2 separate regions of the Homo sapiens genome follow, and region 2 is linked to region 1. A link is a loop called in an ENCODE intact Hi-C map of the cell type or tissue named here. Cell type or tissue: mammary epithelial cell. All regions are shown on one strand. Each heading gives the region's core, and the rest is flanking DNA. Links, peaks and the distances in the headings are about the cores only. Region 1 has its middle 9.8 kb from the start of CENPV. Region 2 has its middle 21 kb from the start of ZNF287.

What was found. A loop is a pair of places that touch in the nucleus more often than their neighbours do. Peaks named below come from ENCODE experiments on the same cell type or tissue, not always from the same donor. Only the 100,000 strongest peaks of a DNase experiment are listed, where the experiment ranks them.
Region 2: a loop joins it to region 1, with 3 times the contacts of the local background. A loop is called at or near these places in 8 of 110 quality-filtered maps.

Annotation. Positions count from the first base shown.
Region 1 is chr17:16,359,139-16,367,475 of GRCh38, forward strand. No RefSeq gene overlaps it. Among named protein-coding and RNA genes, the nearest start is that of CENPV, 9.8 kb to the left of the region's middle. RefSeq lists a silencer at 4,790-4,909. In mammary epithelial cell, for the core only: a CTCF peak has its summit at 4,823 (motif pointing right); a DNase peak (open chromatin) is centred at 4,823.
Region 2 is chr17:16,585,917-16,594,253 of GRCh38, forward strand. No RefSeq gene overlaps it. Among named protein-coding and RNA genes, the nearest start is that of ZNF287, 21 kb to the left of the region's middle. RefSeq lists an enhancer at 3,224-3,293. In mammary epithelial cell, for the core only: a CTCF peak has its summit at 3,608 (motif pointing left); a DNase peak (open chromatin) is centred at 3,565; H3K4me3 peaks cover 519 bases.

The DNA of each region.
Region 1 (8,337 bases), core at 8-8,007:
TTCCAAAGTGCTGGGATTACAGGTGTGAGCTACCGCACTCCGCCTGAGGTCTCTTTTTAAATATGATTAGGGATTGATTAGATAATTTTTTTTTTTTTGAGACTGAATTTCATTCTTGTTGCCCAGGCTGGAGTGCAGTGGCACAATCTCGGCTCACTGCTACCTCCACCTCCTAGGTTTAAGCGATTCTCCTGCCTCAGCCTCCCGAGTAGCTGGAATTACAAGCACCCACCACCATGCCCAGCTAATTTTTGTATTTTTAGTAGAGACGGGATTTTGCCGTGTTGTCCAGGCTGGTCTTGAACTCCTCACCTCGTAATCTGCCCGCCTTGGCCTCCCAAAATGCTGGGATTACAGGTGTGAGCCACTGGGCCCAGCCTAGAGAACTTTTAAGTATTTTCCTCAGGTAGGGTGCATGGGTGATACTGGGTACATAAGTGCTTGAATCATCTGCTTTTGCCCCAAAAGATGAATGACATTTTGTCTGGGGACAGAATTTTTTTTGAGACATGGTCTCACTTTGTCACCTAGGCTGTTGTTCAGCAGCTTGATCATGGCTCGTTGCAGCCTTGAATTCTTTGGCTCAAGGGATCCTCCCACCTCAGCAGCCCCTGTAGCTGGGACCACCACGCTCAGCTATTTTTTCATTTTATTTGTTTATTTCTGTAGAGACAGGGATCTTATTATTTTGCTCGGGCTGGTCTCGAACTCTTGGGCTAGAGTGATTCTCCTGCCTCAGCCTCCCAAAGCACTGGGATTATAGGTTTGAGCCTTTTTTTTTTTTTCTCCAGAGTCTCGTTTTTGCAGTGGTGCGATCTCAGCTCACTACAGCCTCCGCCAGCTTGGTTCAAGTGATTCTCATGCCTCAGCCTCTCAAGTAGCTGGGACCACAGGCATGCACCACCATGCCCGGCTAATTTTTATATTTTTTCTAGAGACAGGGTTTCACCATGTTGGCCAGGCTGGTCTCGAACTCCTGGGCTCAAGCAGTCTGCCCACCTCAGCCTCCCAAAGTGCTGGGATTACAGGCATGAGTCACTGTGCTGGCTGGAAATGAGTTGTTTGTTTGTTTGTTTGTTTGTTTTTATTTTTATTTTTGGGACTGACTTTCGCTCTGTTGCCCAGGCTGGAGTACAGTGGCGCGATCTTGGCTCGCCACAACTTCCGCCTCTTGGGTTCAAGCGATTCTCCTTTCTCAGTCTCCCCAGTAGCTGGGACTACAGGCATGCGCCACCACACCCGGCTAATTTTTGTATTTTTAGTAGAGATGGGGTTTCACTATGTTGGCCAGGCTGGTTTCGAACTCCTGACCTTGTGATCCTCCCACCTTGGCCTCCCAAAGTGCTGGGATTACAGGTGTGAGCCACCATGCCTGGCTGGAAGGAGAATTCTAATGCTAGTTTTGTTTTCCTTTTATACAACAGCCTCTTCCTTCAATGTGAAAACTTGTGCACCTCTCTCTTTTCCCGTGGAATTTAGGACTTTTGCCAGGATGTGTGTATAGGTATATATATTTTTATTACTCCTGTCTAGGTGGCCTGATAAAGAAGAAAGATAAAACAAAATTACATTTATATGTTATAAATGAAAAAATATATAACTAGAGAAACAGAATAAACTCAAAACACTTATCACAGGATCTTATATGCTTTCTTGGGTCCTTTGGAAAATATTTTCATCATCTGTATTATACCCTCTTAGTAACATACATTGAGTTTGGGTAGGTTTTGATAAGACTTGCTAAATCATAACATCTATTTTTTTTTTTTTTCTGAAACAGGGTCTAACTCTGTCACCCAGGCTAGAGTGCAGTGGCATGATCACAGCTCACTGCAGCCTTGAACTCCTGGGCTCAAGGCATCCTCCCACCTCAGTCTTCCAAAGTGCCAGAAGCCACCACTCCTGATTTATAACTTTTATTCAATATATGCTGTTTTCTGAACTAAAATGTCATATGTAGACAATGAAAAACCCATTCTGTAGCCATTCTAACTGAGCAAATTTCCCTACCATATATGACATTAAATTCTTCCTGAATTTAATTAGCCAGGCATGGTGGCGGGCGCCTGTAATCCCAGCTACTCGAGAGGCTGAGGCAGGAGAACTGTTTGAACCCGGGAGGTGGACACTGCAGTGAGACAAGATCGCACCACTGCACTCCAGCCTGGGCAAAAACAGTGGAACTTCATCTCAAAAAAATAAATAAATTCTTCCTGAATTCAAATTCATAAAGACAGAAAGTAGAATAGAGATTGCCAGGGGCTGAGGGAGGAGGGAGTGGGGAGTTACTGTTTTTTGTTTTGTTTTGTTTTGTTTTTTGAGACGAAGTTTCACTCTTGTCGCCCAGGCTGGAGTGCAATGATACGATCTCAGCTCACTGCAACCTTTGCCTCCTGGGTTCAAGCGATTCTCCTGCCTCAGCTTCCCAAGTAGCTGGGATTACAGGCGTGAGCCACCACACCAGGCTAATTTTGTATTTTTAATAGAGACAGGGTTTCTCCATGTTTGTCAGGCTGGTGTGGAACTCCCGACCTCAGGTGATCCGCCCACCTTGGCCTCCCAAAGTGTTGGGATTACAGGCGTGAGCCACTGCACCTGGCCCGAGTTATTGTTAATGTGTTTCTGTTTGGGGTGATGAAAAAGTTCTGGAAAGAGTGGTGATGGCTGCACATTGTGAATATATTTACTGCCACTGAATTGTGCACTTATATAGTTAAAATTTTATGTTATACAGCATATATTTTACCACACAAAAAAAGAATTCTTCCTGGACTTTAAAGCACAAGCAGAATGAATAAAGAAAGAATGCCTCATCATTTGCACATTGTGGATGGACAATACGGCAGCAGAGTCCCAATATCGACGCCCACTCATGAAAATCAAAAGTGGTCGTTTTTGTACCTAGAGTAGTCAAATCAGTAGACAAAAAGTAGGATGGTGGTTACTACGGGCTGGGCGTAGGGGGATTAGGGAGTTTTTTGTTTTGGTTTGGTTTTTTTGAGACCGAGTCTTGCTCTCTAGGCCAGGCTGGAGTGCAGTGGCCCAGTCTCGGCTCACTGCAACCTCTGCCTCCCAGGTTCAAGCAATTCTCATGCCTCAGCCTCCTGAGTAGCTGGCATTTCAGGTTCCTGCCACCATGCCCAGCTAATTTTTTTGTGTTTTTAGGAGAGACGGGGTTTCACCATGTTGGCCAGGCTCATCTTGACTTCCTGACCTCAGGTGATCCACCCGCCTTGACCTTCCAAAGTGCTGAGATTACAGATGTGAGCCACTGCGCCCAGCCAGAAGTTCTTTAATGGGTATAGAGTTAGGGAAGAAGAAAAAAATTCTGGAGAGGGATGGTGGTGATGGGAGCACAACAGTGTGAACATACCTAATGCCACTGAACTGTACACTTAAAAAGAGTTAAAACGGTAACTTTCGTGGGTTTTTTTTGTTTTTTGTTTTTTGTTTTTGTTTTTTTTGAGAGATGGAGTCTTGTTCTGTCACACAGGCTGGGGTGCAATGGCATGATCTCGGCTCGCTGCAACCTCCACCTCCCAGGTTCAAGCAGTTCTCCTGCCTCAGATTCCCAAGTAGCTGAGACTATAGGAGTGCACCACCACACCCAGCTAATTTTTGTATTTTTTAGTAGAGATGGGGTTTCACTGTATGGTGGCCAGGCTGGTCTCGAACTCCTGACCTCAGGTGATCTGCCCACCTCAGCCTCCCAAAGTTTTGGGATTACAGGTGTGAGACACCGTGCCCAAACTTTTGTGTATGTATGTGTTTTTCACAATTTAAAAAATAAAAAATTTTTTTTGAGACAGGGCCTCACTGGTGCCCAGGCTGGAGTGCAGTGGCAAGATTTCAGCTCACTGCAGCCTCGACCTCCCCAGCTCAGGGGATCCTCCCACCCCAGCCCCCCAAGTAGCTGGGACCACAGATGCAGGCTACCACGACTCATTAATTTTTTTTGTAAATATGGAATTTTGCCATGTTGCCCAGGCTGGTCTCGAGCTCCTGGGCTCAATTGATCCACCCACCTTGGCCTCCCAAAGCGCTAGGATTACAGACATAAGCCACTGCACCCAGCTGAATTTTTGTTTTTGAGTCGGAGTCTCGCTCTGTTGCCCAGGCTGGAGTGCAATGGTGCGATCTCAGCTCACTGCAACCTGTTCCTCCTGGGTTCAAGCGATTCTCCTGCCTCAGCCCCCCGAGTAGCTGGGATTACAGGCATACACCACCACACTCAGCTAATTTTGTATTTTTAGTAAAGACAGGGTTTCTCCATGTTGGTCAGGTTGGTCTGGAACTCCCGACCTCAGGTGATCCTCCTGCCTCGGCCTCCCAAAGTGCTGGGATTACAGGTGTGAGCCACCACACCCAGCCTGAAAAAAATGTTCAAGTGGGCATTTTTGGCTCCATCTTAGGCCCCTAAAACCAACATGATGAAGTCTCTGGTGACTCAGGATAAGGAGAAACAGATCTAGTATGTGATGTGTTCACAGAAGGAGAACAGATGCAACACTCAACTCCAAAGGGGAAAAAAATCCTGGTAAATCTGTATAGGATTTTAAGGGAATCTGAAAATGGTATGGCGTGTTTGATTTGCTTTTCTCTAAAGCACTGCTCTGTAAGTTCCTATGGGGGGGGCGGGCAGAGCTGCTAGAAATACAGAAGCATAAGAGAGTAAATAATGGTACCTTCATATGCAAATGTGCTTTTCAGATTGGATCTGTCTGTGCTTGTTTTGAGCTATACCCGGTAAGGCTCCCTCCAGAAACAGAATTCTTGTTTAGCTCCTGGGAGTGTGCAGAATCCACAACAGCCACTAGGGGGCAGGAGGCATGTGTCATATATACCGGGCAGTGAGAAAGAGTTAATGCAATTAACTAAGGGGCACTATTTTGTACCCTCAGGCTTGAGAGGCCGCCAAGCTACTCCAGCCTCATACAAGTGGGGAAAGACTTTGACGGAGTTTAGGGTGGACTGGCAGGCTCTCAACCATAGCAGGAGCACTCAAATTTCTCAGCTTATGTGGCAGGCCTCATTTCTTTCCCTGATGGTACTATTTATCTCAATATTTATATCCCTCTTATCAGCATGCTTGTGGTAAATGTTATTTTTCTCAGCATTTTCAGGGGCACCACTAACCTTTGTGCCAAGAAGAAAACGAAGCCTCTCCTGGACAGACACAACCTATTAGGCCCAGAACTTGGAAAGCTGCCTGATGCTGTTAAAAGTTATTCAATAATACTTGTTAAAGGACAGTAAGCAAGACTTTATCTGGGACCATCAAGATGGGTATAGGAACCACTGTAATGGGATTTTGCTATAGGGGAGAGAGATTGGACTCAACTCTAAATACAGCATGGGCAAGGGGGAATTTACAGCCAAGAAGCAGGGTGGAGGTCAGTGGATGGAAAATTACTAAGAGGAGTAAGGGGGATTCTGGCCAAACCCACCTAACAGGACTCTTGCTGAAGACAGGCCAAGGTGACCCAACATCAGCTGGAGGATGATGGGGGATGAGAAACCTAATCAGATATTGAAGATGATCAGATATCAAGATACAGGGTTCTGGCTAAAATCACTTAGAAGAGTTCTTTTGCTAAAACTGGATTTATAAGGAAGTGCACAGATGGGCCTCTGGAGAAGGTTCAGAAGCCTGACTGAAGTTTGTCCAAGCAAAGAATCTTTGTCAATGCCTCTGAGTGAATTAGAAAACAAAAATCCCTTCTTCCTGTGCAGCCCTATGTGGTAGTCCTGAGTGTTTACTAAGCACCAGGCACTGTGCTGAGATGAACTTTGCAAACTTTGTCTAACAGCCTTCACAAAAAGGCAAGCACTTTTATTGTCCACATTTTTCTGCTGAGAAAATTGAGGGTGAGTGTAAGTAACTCACTCAGGGTCACACAGCTAGCAAGTGGTAGAGCTCAAAACAAAAGGATGGATAATGACCTCAGATGTCCTGAACTTCTTCCCACATCCACTGAACTCACCAGAGTCTCCCCCCACCACCTCCCAAACTACATCCTCAGGGCAGCAAGAGTGATTTTAACTCTTTATTGCTATACTCATGTATATCACGTACATGTAGAATTCAAATAATAAGAAGAATGTCCAACTATGACAAGAAATGGAGCTTTATCAATTTCTCTGATGTGCCCCATCATCCCCTCACCGCTCCTCAAGAGGTAACCACCCTTCTGACTTTTGTGCTCATCTTTATCACATATAAGTACATATATCTAAATAACATTTAGTCTCATCTGGTTTCTTGGGGGGTTTTTTGAGACAGGGTTTCACTCTGTCACCCAGGCTGGAGTGCAGTGGTGCGATCTTGCCTCACTGCAACCTCCGCCTCCTGGATTCAAGTGATTCTCCTGCCTCAGCCTCCCGAGAGCCTGGGATTACAGGCATGTGCCACCATGCCTGGCTACTTTTATTTAATTTAATTTATTTATTTATTTATTTATTTATTTATTTATTTATTGAGACGGAGTCTCACTCTGTCTCCCAAGCTGGAGTACAGTGGTGTGATCTCTGCCCACTGCAACCTCCGCCTCCCGTGTTCAAGCAATTCTCCTGCCACAACCTCCTGACTAGCTGGGACTACAGGCTCATGCCACCACGCCCAGCTAATTTTTTTATTTTTGGTAGGGATAGGGTTTCACCAGGTTGGCCAGGCTGGTCTTGAACTGACCAATCTCCTGACCTCAGGTGACTGGTCTGCCTCGGCCTCCCAAAGTGCTGGGATTACAGGTGTGAACCACCACGCCCTGCCGTCTCATCTGTTTTTGAACTCATTATAATAAGCTAACAAATAATGCATGCATTCTTCTGAGACTTTTCTTTTGTGATTCATGCATATTGATGTGTATCCTAGAGTTGATATGTATTCATTGTTGCACAGGATGAACCTTCTACAATTGTCCATTTTTCTGTTGATAGAATATATGTTTACAGTTATTGCTATTCTGAATAATGCCGATATAAACATTCTTGTTCATCTCTCCTGGCACACATGCGCAAGAGATTCTCTAGGGTATGAGGTGTTTAAAAATCTTTTCAGCCAGGCACAGTGGTTCGCGCCTGTAATCTCAACACTTTGGGAGGCCGAGACAGGAGGATCACTTAAGTCCAGGAATTCAACACCAGCCTAGGCAACATAGTGAGACTTCTGTTGCAACAAAAAAAAAATAATAAATTAGCTGGGTGTGGTGGTGCATGCCTGTTGGTCCCAGCTATTTGGGAAGCAGAGGAGGGAGGATCACTTGAGCCTGGGAAGGCAAGGCTGCAGTGAGCTATGATCATGCCAGTGCACTCCAGCCTGGGCGACAGAGCAAGACCCTGCTTCAAAAAATAAATAGTAGAAAACATTTAAAAATAAAAATACTTTCAGGCAATTTGATTATGAACATGTGACAAAGTTTCACTATAGTCTTGCTACAAGAACAAAGGCCTCTGACAGACTAAGTCAAAGATTTCTCTCTTGGTAGAAACAATGGGGGAAAATGACTACATAATCACTGTTTAGACTGTATACAAAAGAAATGCCTAATTAAAGATCTTTAGACTCTTGACTGACAGCTGATAATCATCTTCATGAGTGGGTATCTAGCTTCTCAGGAGAGGTCTTAATTCGATTAGAAACTATCAAAAAATTGCTTCAGGCCAGGCGCAGTTGTTCACACCTGTAATCCTAGCACTTTGGGAGGCCAAGGCGGGCGGATCACGAGGTCAGGAGTTTGATACCAGCCTGACCAACACGGTGAAACCCTGTCTCTGCTAAAAATACAAAAATTAGCTGTGCGTGGTGGTGCGCACCTGTAGTCCCAGCTAGGATAATCGCTTAAACCCGGGAGGCAGAGGTTGCAGTAAGCTGAGATGGCACCACTGCACTCCAGCCTAGGCAACAGAGTGAGACTCCATCTCAAAAAAAAAAAAAAAATTGCTTAAATTTTTTGTTGTGGGGCAGGGTGGGAGACAGAATCTCCTTCTGTCACCCAGGTTGGAGAGCAGTGGTATGATCATAGCTCACTGTAGCCTTGACTCCTGGGCTCAAGGATCCGCCTGCCTCAGCCACCAAATAGTTAAGACTACAGGTGCATGCCACCACATGAAGTAATTTTTTTTAAGTTTTGTGGAGATGGAGGGTCTTGCTATGTTGTCCAGACTGGTCTCAAACTCCTAGCCTCAAGTGATCCTCCCAACTTGGCTTTCCAGAGCGCTGGGATTACAGGCATCAGACAACATTCCTGGCCCAAATATTTTATTAGGAATACTACTGTCTTCCTTGAGGAGGTTATGAATTACATTACCCAAAAATATTCCACCCCAAGCCAGGTTTAG
Region 2 (8,337 bases), core at 85-8,084, 230 kb after region 1:
AGACTCCAATTAGTACAAACACAGAAAATCACAGCTGACACTACAGCCGTCTTCTGGCGTTATGAGAGTGAACTGAAGCAGAGATTCCAGGGCAGCATGCCACTTATTTGGAAGAGGAAGTTGTGCAAGTAAGTGCACTTTTCCATGGAGTTTGACATGGGGCAAAAAAGGGCAGACAGTTTCAGGGTACTCAGTGGAGGAAGTGGTTTATGTAGAAAAGTGGAAATCAAACAACTCCATGTTTCCACAGCTGAGATGTCAGAGAAGCCTAGGAAAAGGCAAATTCCCCAAAAGAGGTCACGTTTCAATTGTGTTTTAGTCCCAAGAAAATGACTTAAAATTGTTTCCACAGCTGAGATGTCAGAGAAGCCTAGGAAAAGGCAAATTCCCCAAAAGAGGTCACGTTTCAATTGTGTTTTAGTCCCAAGAAAATGACTTAAAATACTCATTGGATTAAAATATCTGGGTAGTGCCAGGCATGGTAGCTCATGCCTGTAATCTCAGCACTTTGGGAGGTTGAAGTGGGTGGATCACTTGAGTTCGGGAGTTTGAGACCAGCCTGGCTGATATATTGAAACCTTGTCTCTACTAAAAATACAAAAATTAGCCGGGCATGGTGGCGGGCGCCTGTAGTCCCAGCTACTTGGGAGGCTGAGGCAGAAGAATCGCTTGAACGCAGGAGGCGAGGTTTCAGTGAGCTGAGATCCCGCCACCACACTCCAGCCTGGGTGACAAAGCAAGAGTCCATCTCAAAAACAAACAAACAAACAAAGACTAATTTGACCACGGCCTCCTTTTGAGATCATTCTTTTGCCAGACTCCTCTGACATCTCAGGCTGACTGTCTTCAAACCTAGTCCACGAACACTCCTTGCTGGTGTCCTGTGCAAAGCCCCCCTGAAGAGTATCAGGGAACATTCTGAGACCCAGTCCCCACCCGTGTGCCCCTTTCACTATAGCTGCCTTGGAAACCTCCTGCATGTCTTCACTTGCTGCAGCAATTTCTCCCATCATTATCTTGATGGTGATGACATCTGAAAGCTCAGTCTAGATTTCATTTGAGGCACAGTCTCTGCGTGTTATAGGCACTTAAGATGTAATACATTTCAAACTGAGGCCCTCAACTTCCTCCCCAAATAAAAGTGACTTGTCCTCTAATCTCTAATCTCAGATAATGGCTCCACTAGTACCCAGTCATGAATCTGACACGGCCTCTCAAAACCACTGTCAAGCATAGCTGTGATCTCTACACGGAGCTCCACAATCGCCATTCACTTCCACACCAATACCCAGACAGTATTCCCACCCCACACTCACACTGCTCAGTGCCAGTTTAAATGTCAGTTCCTCAGATGATACAATAGTTGGCATTTAAAAAACCAAACCAAACGATAATGTTTCAATGTCCAAAACTGATGAACACATTTTGCTTAGTTCTTTCCTAAATGTGGAAGTGGATCTGATATATAATTATTTTCTCCCTCTGCTTCCCAACATGTTCTAATACATAATTTTTAGCGATACCAGTCATAATGGGGGTCCCACAAAAGAAGTTTTTGTAAGCTGAAATTAATTGACAGCTATTTAAGACTGTCACTGTGTCATGAGGAATTGTTGGACATGTTCAAATGAAAATGAGATAAGCTAAGAAGTATATTTTTAAAATGTTATTGATATGTTTGCTTTCATTAAAGCCAGGAAGGCAAATGTATTAAAACTTTCCTTTGGTATAAACTATTTAAAGTTAAAATGATGTGAGTTTTTTTTTCATTTTTAAAATAGATCAGTTTTATTCTGCTAGTTCCATAAAAACAATGTAAACACAAGCGTTCTGTACATCTTGCTGGTGAATTCACATAATGCTTAGTTCCCTGATCCTTTGACCTCCTCGTCTTCTCCAGTTATTTTCTGTCTGGACCACTGGCCTCAGGAGTGGAGTGGGGTTGGGGCTTAGGAGAGAGCAATGTGGCTTTTTGGTATGACTTGTTTTATTGCTTGCCCTCTCAGCACACTCCTGTTTCTCCTAACACAAAGTCTGAGATTTAAGCCCTTAAACCTGTAGGTTTCACCGTCAGCTTTTTCTTTTTCTTTCTTTTTTCTTTTTTTTTTTGCATAGGCATTACTAGGGACGTGAATGGGAGACTGGTATAGAAAGTGGTGAGGAGCCGAAGCCAAGAAATTGCTTTAAACACAAGATGAAAATGCTCTGTTCTGTCCACACAAAGAATCACCTAATACTGGTGTGAGGCACCTCACTTAGCTGTGGAGAAGTCCCTGGAATTAGATCTCAGAAAGACAGTTCCAGCTTTAAGACAGTAAAACCTTTTGGCAATGGGCTAATTGCCTTAAAGGAAAGAAGGGTTCTACTTGAAAGAACTTGCAGGTGGAGAAATTGTCCTACAAAGATTCTTGGAAATGTTAATGGAGATAACTGACATAGGTAGCTGTGGGCCAACCAGGAGCTGTCAACAGCCTGATCTCAGCAAAACCAGGACGGCCAGTTAATAGTTCCTTCAGTTCTCTGATGGTCACAAATGTAATTTTATTTCATTTCGCCTTGTGGAGGTTCTGCAACAAATGTAATTTTAAAGGAATTGGGAGCCAGAAAGATAAATGCAACTCCTTCAACTATGTGACAGGGCAGACTGGTGAATCTGGGTTCCCAGAGTGTGGAGCAAGTGCCCTGCATCAGAGGACGGCCCAGGGGAAACGTGCATGATGCCGAACCCCACAGGACAGAATTACTTCAATCGCCTGGTCCTGACTACTACAAGGAGGAAGTCTCAGTGTCTCAGTTTGCATCTACGCTCAGATTTCTTTTTCTTTTGGAGACAGAGTCTCCCTCTGTCGCTCAGGCTGGAGTGCAGTGGTGTGATCTTGGCTCACTGCTACCTCCACCTCCTGGGTTCAAGCAATTGTGCCTCAGCCTCCCCTGTAGCTGGGACTACAGGCGTGCGCCACCACGCCCGGCTTATTTTTGAATTTATAGTAGAGACGGGGTTTCATCATGTTGGCCAGGAATGATGCGAGTTTTAATACACTCACTTTACAGTTTCTTATGTTTTTAAACTACTTTCACGTTGTAGCAAAAACGAACCTTAAAGGCTTCACAGAGGCCGGTCCACGGGAGGGGAGCGCCGGTCTCCCGGTCCCGCCGGGCTCACAGGGACGGAGCGGCCTGGGATTCCGCCCACCCCCTTCCCGCCGTCAGCGATTCCTCCTCCTCGGAGGGTCTGGGGACTTCTCCCAGAAGCCGCCACCTCGCGCCAGGACACCGGGAGTTCCGCCGCTCCCTGCGAGAGGGAACTGGCCAGAGGCCCTGCGGGGCACCGCGCGCGAGTGAGGCAGAAACCCAGGCACCATGCAGAAAGCCCCGAAAAATGTCCCTGGAGAAGCCGGGGAACAGCTCCCTCCACAGCCGTCAGGGCCCGCACAGGCTGTTTCCTCACGGAGGACTCGGCCCCAGGTTGTCACGAAGCCGCGACCGCGCCTCCCCGGGGTCCTCAAGGAACGCAGCGCTCTGCCTCACTGCAGACAAGGCAGTCCGCAGGCGGAACACGCATGCGCGCCGGCAAGTCAGCCAGGGCGGGTTCGCGCGCCCTCTTGCGGCCCTCTAGGTGCAGTGCAGGGAGCTTTGCGTTTTAGGGACTTGGGCTCCCTCCGGCCATCCTCTATTGCTTTTTGGTATTTTCAGTAGAGACGCGGTTTCGCCATGTTGGCCAGGCTGGTTTGGAAGTCCTGACCTCAGGTGATCCACCCGCCTCGGCCTCCCAAAGTGCTGGAATTACAGGCGTGAGCCACTATGCCTGGCCCTGGCCATCCTCTTTAACTACTGAACTTCAGATTATTCAAAGCCGTTACACTCCACCCAACAGCTTCAGAATATCCTCTAGTATTCTCTAACACGCATGGAACAGTCTCCAGATTAGACCACAAATTAGGTCACAAAGCTAGTCTCAATCAATTTTAAAAGACTGAAGTAATACAATATTTTCTATAACCACAATATAAGGAAACATTAACAGAAGGAAAACTGGAACATTCACAAATACGTGAGAATTAAACAACACACTCTTAAACAACCAATGGTCAAAGAAAAAATAACATGGGAAATTGGAAAATACGATGAGACAAATGAAAATGAAGCACAACATACCAAAACTATGACAATCAGTGAAAGCAGTTTCAAAGGGAAAATTTTACGAGTAAACATTTACCTTTAAAAAACAAAGATATCAGATAAATAACCTAACTTTACACCTTAAGGAGCTGGATAAAGAAGAGAAAACAAAACCCAAAGTTAGGAGAAGGAAGATGCTATAGTTTAAATGTGTCCTCCAATGTCCATGTGTTGGAAACTTAATCTCCAATGTAACAGGGGTAAGAGGTAAGACTTTTAAGAGGTGATTAGGCCATGAGGACTCTGTCCTCATGAGTGGATTAATGCCATTATTAAGGGAGTGTGTTCCTTTCAAAAGGACAAGTTCAGCACTCTCTTGCTCTCTCTTCCCTTTTCTTGGCCCTTCTGCTTTCTCCCATGGGATAACATAGCAAGAAGGCCCTCACAAGATGCTGGCACCTTGATCTTGGACTTCCCAGCCTCCAGAACTGTAAGAAAATAAATTTCTGATTTTTGAAAAATAAATTATGTGGCCTGTGGTATTTTGTTGTAGAAGCACAAATGGACTAAGACAGAAGGAAATAATAAAGATTAGAGCATAGTTAAACAAAATAGAGGATAGAAAAATAGGGAAAAAATCAACAAAACCCAAAGTTGGTCCTTTGAAAAGGTCAAGAAAATTGACAAAACTTCAGGTAGAGTAAGAAGAGAAAGATTATTAAAACACTGTTATTTTATTATTTTTCCTAATTATTTAACAATATTTAACAGTAATATAATAAAATTATTGCAATATGAAAATTTATATAAAACTAAAACATTAAATCAGAAATAAAAGTGGGGACGTGACTATTGATTTTGAAGAAATACACAGAATTATAAGAGAATATTAAATCAATTGTATCCCAACAAAGTAGGTAATCTAGATGAAATGGATACATTTTGAGACAGAGTCTCACACTGTCATCAGGCTGGAGTGCAGTGGCACGATCTTGGCTCACTGCAACCTCTGCCTCTGCCTCCCGGGTTCAAGCGTTTCTCCTGCCTCAGCCTCCTGAGTAGTTGGGACAACAGGCGTGCACCACCACTCCCAGCTAATTTTTGTATTTCTAGTAGAGACGGGGTTTCACCATGTTGGCCAGGATGGTCTCAATCTCTTGACCTCATGATCCACCCTCCTCGGCCTCCCAAGGATAAATTCTTAGAAGCACTCAGACTTCCAAAACAGATTGAAGAAGAAATGGAGAATCTAAGGATATCTTTTTTTTTTTTTTTTTTTTGAGACAGAGTCTCACTCTGTCACCCAGGCTTGAGTGCAGTGGCACGATCTTGGCTCACTGCAATCTTGGCCTCTCAGGTTCAAGCAATTCTCCTGCCTCAGCCTCCTGAGTAGCTGAAATTACAGGTGTGTGCCACCACACCTGGCTAATTTTTGTATTTTTAGTAGAGATGGGGTTTCACCATGTTGGTCAGACTGGTCTTGAACTCCTGACCTCGTGATCCGCCCGCCTCGGCCTCCCAAAGTCGTGGGATTACAGGCGTGAGCCACTGCGCCCGGCCAGGATATCTTTTTAAATAAATAGAATGAATCAGAAACCTTTTAACAACAAAAAGGGCCAGGGCCAAATGGCTTCACTGGCAATTTCTACAAAACATTTGCAGAAGAATTAACACCAATCCATCTCAAACTCTAACCATCTGTCCTACACCCCAAAATAGAAGATAACCGATCCTAACCCTTTCTATGAGGACAGCATTACCCTAGTATTTGTGAAAAAGACTTCATAAGAAGAGAAAACCAATACAATGTTTTCTCAGTACAAACCAATATCTTTTATGCATACAGATAGAAAAAATCATCAAAATACTACCAAATTGAATTCAGCAGTATATTAAAAGAATTACACACTATGATTAGTTCAATTTATTCCAGATACACAAATTGATTCCACATACAAAATCAATTACTGCTGTATCCCACATTAATAGAATGAGGGGAAAAATCTCACAAGATTATTGCAATTCATACAAAACAAATATTTGACAAAATTCAATACCCTGTCATGATAAAAACAACACTCAATAAATTAGGATTAGAAGGGAGCTGCCTCAGCCTGAAAAACCCATAGCTAACATCACCCTCAGTGGTGAGTGCGTGTGATGAAATCTTTCTTCCTAAGATCATGGATGTCCTGTCTTCTCACCACTTCTATTCAACATCGTAAGGAAAGTTCTGGCTACAGCTTACACAGTAAATAGAAATAATAGGCATCCACATTGGAAAAAGAGTAAAACTATTTCTTTCACAGATGACATCTAGTATATTGAAAATTTTAAAGAATATAGACACATGTGCACACACACACAATTAGTGAGCATCAGTGAATTCCACAAAGCTTCAGGATACAAGATCAACAAACAATTGGTTTTATTTCTATACACTAACAACGAACAATCTGTAACGAAATTAAGAAAAAAATTTCATTTACAATATCAATAGTAAAAATACTGGGGAATCTGGACATGGTGGATCATGCCTGTAATCCCAGCACTCTGGGAGGCCCAGGTGGGAGGATTACTTGAACTCAGAGTTCGAGAACAGCCTGGGCCACATAGCGAAACCCCTGTCTCTACAAAAAATACAAAAATTTAGCCAGGTGTGGTGGTGTGTGCCTGTAGTCCCAGCTACAAAGGAGGCTGAGGTGGGAGGATGCCTTGAGCCTGGGAGACAGAGGTTACAGTGAGCCAAGATGGCACCACTGCACTCCACCCTGGGCAACAAAGCCAGGTCCTGTCTCAAAAACAAACAAACAAACAAACAAACAAACAAACAAAGAAACAAACAAAACCAAAAACACTTGGGAATGAATTTAACCAAGGAGTTGCAAGAGTTGTACACTAAAAACTGCAAAACTTTGTTCAGAGGAATTAAAGAAGGTCTAAAATGGAAAGACATTCTATGTAAATTTTAAGACTTAATATTATTAAAATGGCAATACTACTCAAAATGACCTACAGATGCAATGCAACCCTATCAATACCTCAATGGCCTGTTTTTGCAGAAAGGGAAAAGCTGATTCTAAAATTCATATGGGTGTTAGGTGTGGTGGCTCATGCCTGGAATCTTAACACTTTGGGTGGCTGAGGCAGGAGGATCATTTGAGGCCAGAGGATCATTTAAGGCTAGAAATTTGAGACCAGCCTGGGCAACGTAGCAAGACCTTGTCTCCACAAAAAATTAAAAAAAAATTAGCGGGGCTTGGTGGTGCATGCCTGTAGTCTCAACTACTCAGGAGGCTGAGTCTGGAGGAACGCTTGAGCCCAAGAAGTTAAAGCTACAATGAACTATGATTGCATCATTGCACTCCAGCCTGGGAAATAGAATGAAAGCCTGTCCAAAATAAGATAAATAAAATAAAATTCATGTGGAAAAGTAGGAGGTCCCAAATAGCCAAACAATATTGAAAAAGAACAAAATTCAAGGACCCATGTGTCTTGATTTCAAACATTGCTACAAAATTACAATAATCAAAACAATACAAACTTTTCATCAGGGAAATGCAAATCAAAACCACATCATCTCAGCACAGTTAAAATGGCTTTGTATCAAAAAGACAAAAAAAAATGAATGCTGGCAAGGATATGGAGAAAGGGCAACCTTTGTACAGTGCTGGTGGAAATGTAAATTAGTATAGCTGCTATGGAACAGAGTATGAAGGTTCCTCAAAAAACTAAAAATAGAACTACCATATGATCCAGCAATCCCACTGCTGGGTATATATCCAAAAGAAAGGAAATCAATATATTGAAGAGATACCCGCACTCCCATGTTTACTGCAGCCTTGTGAAATACTGCAGTGTTGTGAAATACTGCAGTGTTGTGAAATACTGGTTATTTCACAATAGACAAAATTGGGAATCAACCTATGTGTTCGTCAGTGGCTGAATGGATAAACAAGATGTGACATATGAATATACAACAGAATAGTATTTATCCATACAAAAGAAATGCAATCCTGACATTTGCAGCAACCCTGAATGGAACTATCATTAATTGGAACTAGAGATTAATTAAAATAAGCCAGGGACAGAAAGGCAAAGATGGCTTGCTTTCACTCATATGTGAGAGCTATAAACATGGATCTCAAGGAGATAGAGATTAGATTGTTGGTTACCAGAGCTGGGAAGGGTAGAGGAGGATAAAGAGAGGTTGATTAA